Linked DNA regions of Mus musculus: region 2 is linked to region 1. Evidence: chromatin loops called from intact Hi-C (ENCODE). Cell type or tissue: gastrocnemius. All regions are shown on one strand.

Evidence for each region. A loop is a pair of places that touch in the nucleus more often than their neighbours do. Peaks named below come from ENCODE experiments on the same cell type or tissue, not always from the same donor. Only the 100,000 strongest peaks of a DNase experiment are listed, where the experiment ranks them.
Region 2: it touches region 1 in a loop (3-fold over the local background); 3 of 42 quality-filtered maps call a loop at or near these places.

The regions. Positions count from the first base shown.
Region 1 is chr3:19,628,005-19,630,504 of GRCm38, reverse strand. n-TRacg3 (a tRNA gene) reads left to right here and starts at 2,474; the gene lies at 2,474-2,500. n-TYgta1 (a tRNA gene) reads right to left here and starts at 2,150; the gene lies at 2,058-2,150. It overlaps n-TYgta2 (a tRNA gene), which reads right to left and starts at 1,723; the gene lies at 1,635-1,723. n-TAagc14 (a tRNA gene) reads right to left here and starts at 1,510; the gene lies at 1,438-1,510. In gastrocnemius, a CTCF peak has its summit at 1,547; DNase peaks (open chromatin) are centred at 509, 1,229, 1,698 and 2,236; H3K4me3 peaks cover 1,960 bases; H3K27ac peaks cover 1,735 bases.
Region 2 is chr3:19,161,629-19,164,128 of GRCm38, reverse strand. Armc1 (armadillo repeat containing 1) reads left to right here and starts at 1,034. Exons shown (of 7, transcript NM_028840.3): 1 at 1,034-1,219. In gastrocnemius, a CTCF peak has its summit at 1,286; a DNase peak (open chromatin) is centred at 952; H3K4me3 peaks cover 2,464 bases; H3K27ac peaks cover 2,170 bases.

The DNA.
Region 1 (2,500 bases):
CTCACTCTCCTCCCCTCCCGTTTCCTTTTCCTCCATCCGCATCCCCCTTCTTATTGATTCTTACTGTGTTCCAGGACCTCTGCTAAGAGAGTGAAATTCTATCTTAAGTGAGAGGAAGTGCCACAGGGCCATCCTGCTTTATGGAAGATGAAAGGGAAATAACCCAGATGCTGAGCACCCTGTCCAATGTCCTACAGAGTCAACACAAGCCACTGGCTCTCACTTCCTGTGTGACTAACCTCTCTGTGACCCAGCCTCCTGATTTTCACATCTGAACCTCTGCACTTCCCTGTCTGGATTGCTGACCTCAGGAAGTGTCTGGATTCTGGTGCAGATACCATCCCTACTATCTGACTTGACATTCCTTTCTCTTTTTACCACATACACTTACAGGAATTGTTATTGTTCACAAATAAGATTTAAGTGGCAAAGCACTGTGGTGAACACCAATAACCCCAGTTCTGGGAAAGCGGAGGAAGACAGTGAAGAGCTAGAGGCCTGCACACCCTGCTCTGGCACACGCATACACACACACACGCACACGCGCACGCACACGCACACACACGGTACTTGGGAGGCACAGGCAACTCAAGCCCAGCTCCTGAAGCCTTTGAGAAGAGGCCTGGTGAACATGCCACACCTGCAGGCCCCGAGGAGTTACTTGGAACCTTTGTAAAATAAGAAAAATACATAATTTTATGTAGGGGGATATATTTAAGTGACAAAGATTTAATCAAAAGCTTTATTGAAAATAACAAAATAGGATTAAAAATGGAAAGATAGAAAGTGGAAGACAGCTAGAAATTGCAGCAGATTGTATACACTGGAAACAAAAGCACACAGGTTGCCCAGGACTCTAAAATGTACAAAGGAATTATGACTTATTATAATCGTCAAAAGGCTAATAATTCTGCCCTTGACTGAAGTATATGTGTGTACGTGTGTAGTATGTCTTTTAACGAGGGAGCCTAAATCGGACCTTTTTTTTTTTTTTTTTTTTTTTTTGGTTCGGTTTGGTTTGGTTTGCTTCATTTGTTCGTTTGTTTTAATTTTCAATTTACCCTCTGTGAAAGTCCCTAGTCTACGCGATGCCCCACAATTTCTTCCTGGAGAAGACTAGAGTCCCGTACGCTTCTGAAGAAAATCACTCCAGCGCCATGATATACACCCTTAGGCCTCGTCCCCCGTGGAGCCACACAGCCCCGGACCCTCAGCTTAGCCAGGGTTTAAAGCTGGGTCTATTTCCGGGTTTTGCTGGGGAGCGGCTGTTGCATACCGGTTAATGCATGCCTGGAAGTTTTGGACACCACACAAAATACAAGGTTGAAAGGTTGAAAATCATCTCGCTGAGTTTTGCCTACTGTCTTTCGGCTTCAATTGAGGTATATAACAATGAAAAGAAAAACTACAGAAATGCAAAGACAAAAAAAGGGGAACTGGAGGATGCGGGCATCGATCCCGCTACCTCTCGCATGCTAAGCGAGCGCTCTACCATTTGAGCTAATCCCCCTCCACCGGCATCTGGCCTTTATGTGCTCCCCTAGAGGAGGAGGAGCGCACTGCGAGGCATGGAAATTTGTTCCGAACATGCCTCATAGATAGGATTAAAAGGTAAAAGAAAATAGCAAGCTCTTTCCTTCGAGCCGGAATCGAACCAGCGACCTAAGGATGTCCACAGCCACAAGCCTACAGTCCTCCGCTCTACCAGCTGAGCTATCGAAGGGAGCGGCAAGCCGGTTGACGGAAGGGCTCCATAACGCCACGTCACTGCTCCGCGCGGCCGGGAAAAAGGTCGCCCCCGTGCGTGGAACGCGGGCTCGCGCAACCGCATACGTGAGGAACCGACTTAGTGGTAGTACACCCGTACTCTGGGACTGGTCGGAGAGCGCTCTCACTATGAGGTCGCAAAAGGTTGACGAGTACGGAAGAATACAGGCCCTTTTGGGAGAGAAAGTCCTCGAACCGCCAAGATGGTTAGCGAGTACAGTAGCTGAGAGTGGGGCCCCGGGCAAGACCGGTAAGTCTAAACACATAAGCATGGAGAAAACATTACTGTCTCCTTCGAGCCGGAGTCGAACCAGCGACCTAAGGATGTCTTCTAACGGGGAGTTAGCTACAGTCCTCCGCTCTACCAGCTGAGCTATCGAAGGGACACAAGAAATGTTCTGCCCCTTGACACTGAACACATCTCAATCAGGAGTTCGGTTGACAGAGGGAGCTGCGCATGCGCACTAGTCAGGACTCAGACGTTAGGGGCGCGGGTCGTTCTACGCATGCGCACAGCCATCGTTTTGCCTCCCGCATTCCTGAGCGGCCTAGAAAGGACCCTAGCACAAAGTCCTCGGGAGGCCCAGGCTCTGGTTCTCATTCTTCGCCTCGCCTGCCTGTGCCACCTTTGCCCTTCTCACTATAAGACTGTAGAGAACGATCTCATGCTGTCATCTCGAAAGCCCCTAGAGTAGCCCACGCCGACGGGCCAGTGGCGCAATGGATAACGCGT
Region 2 (2,500 bases), 470 kb after region 1:
GTTCTTCTTCTTCTTCTTCTTTTTTTTTCTTTTTAAGTCAAGGTTTCTGTGAAGCTTTAGTTAGCCTAAACTGGGCTTGAACTTGAAATGGTCTGCCTTCAGCCTTTACCTACTTAGTGCTCAGATTCCGCCGTGGCGGTCTGGTTTATAAATTCACTTACAAAATATTGGAGATAATAGCGTAGAATACAGTCCGGTGTGGTGTCTTCCACATCCTTTCCAAATTAAAGCCCTTTCAAATTCCTTGTAACAAGAATAACAACAAAGTCCCTGTAACTTTAATGTATGAGCAACACGTCAGAATAAGATTGTAGAAACGAAGATCAAAAAGGAGTGTGGATGGATGTATTATTTTCAGATTAGCCTGCGAGACTTGGATAACAATTTCAGAAATACTTTGGAAAATAAAACGTACCTAGAGCAACTCCTCGGTAACTAGTATCGATAAAACAAGTATGTCTTTACTTTGATAAATAGAAAACAGCATTAACAAAACTTCATGATGAACTGGAGAACTCTCTTAACACAAGTCTCTGACAAGAGAAAAGACAAAATTCTTTTCAATGTCAAATCACTTAGGCCAACCCAACAAAAGCACTTCGCATCCCTCGCTTTGCTAGAAAGCAGCACTGAAAAGAAATGAACGAAATCCAGAGAGGCCAAACAGTGTCGACGTTCATAGTAAAAACTACAAAAAAACGTCCGAAGATTCTGGGTAAAGACGCACAGACGTGGATGAAGGGTTACAGGTTGTTTTATCAGACCTGGAAGACTTGCTGAAGATAAACTATTCTGTTCGCGTGTCTGCACACAGAAGCAGAAGCCCTTCCTGCCGCGGGAACCCTGGGAATTGTAGTCGCGGAGCCACGATGGCTGTAAATTTGTTTAGCACTCCGTGGACGGCGAGCCCTTGGTTCCAATTCAGTGTTCTGGGTCCTCATAGGTCCGGTCTAGCTCACCAATGAGCTACTAGGTTTGAGAACATCCCGCCTCTGGTTGGGTGTCCTTCCTCACGTTGCTTCATTTTCAGCCAATGGGATAATAAAGCCAGCAGAGGTGACAGGGTCACCGCGGAGCCTGCAGCTCCTCCGCCGCCAGCGACTCAGCCCTGTGGTTCTTTGAGTCGGGCCGTGGCTCGGGGTCTTCGCCGCCCGTTGTCCGCCGTGGTGGGTGCGGCTCTGATGCTGCGGCAGGCTCCGGACGCCCGGAGCTCTGGAGGGTACGTAGCCGGGGCCGAGGTGGGGCCGAGGGGCCGCTGCTGCGCGGGCCGGCCGCTGCGCCCGCCTCCTGCCGGCATCCCGCGGGCTGCCTCGGACGGCTCCGGACGTGCTCTTCTCTCCTCTTCCTTCTGACCAGCCAGCCCGCCCTACGAGTAGCGGGTGTCCATGTCGCGGCGTTCTTTCTGTAAATCTGCGAGCCTCTGCGCGCAGGCCTCCATTCAAGAGAAACTCGTGTACACAGGTGGTGGGCATTTGTGCACTTAGCTGCTCCTTTGGTGATACTGTCTCCTCAGCGCTTGCAGTAGAAGTTTCCCACTGGGTTAGTTCTGTGCTTGCATGGTACTTGCCAGACATTTTACTGTCTTGCCTTTTTTTTTTCCCACCCTGTTACCCGCTCAAAACTGCTACCTGAAGAAACTGAGGCTTGGAGACGGTAATTCAATTCCAAAAGAGTTACAGTTATAATTGCAAGGAGAAGCCAGATCGGGTCTCGGCGTTTGATAGTGGTAGTTGCTTTTCAACCCGGCTTAATCATTAAGGATTTAGGATAAGTGTGTGCCCGCAGCAGCTCTTAGCACGTGAGGGCTAAATACTTCTATTAACTAAGTGGTGATTCTTAGCTATAAGAAAAGGAATACCTTTCTGACATCTGCCCAGACACTGATGTCTCGCGTGTCTCTAACTCCGTGCTTCAAGACTTCTTGCCCGTTGGCATCCTCATCTGGAAGCTGGTTGGACATCTCAGATTCCCAGACCCACTTACACCCACTGAGCTTGAACTTACTTTTGGCAAGGTCCCTTAGGTGATCGCAGTGTCCTTAAAGTTTGCGAAGGGTTCTGTTTGTCAACATAGAGCCAAGGAAGAGAAAATAAGTTTGGGTCGTGATGGTATGCCTTTAATCCCTGCTTTGGTAGCTATTGGCAGGCAGATCCCTCCTAGTTTCAGGCTCATCTCAACTACATAGGTCAGCCAGAGCTAAGTAAGGAGAAGAAAAAGTAAAGGCATACGTCCTATGCACTGTGACCTCTACTCAGACTGAGATACAGAAAAATGAGAACAAAGCTTTTGTCATTTGCACGACGTTTCCCTTTTCAGAAAATGAATGTGTCTCTTGAGAGTTTTAACTTAGCCGTCCCAACTCTTAAAGTAGACATCAATGTTAACTGTTTCATAATTGTCTTGTAATTGACACCAGGTGCGGGCTTTGGAAGTAAAAGAGCAAATTAAGACAAAGGGGATGCTGATTTACTGTTGCTGGCTAGTTAGATTAAAAGAACCT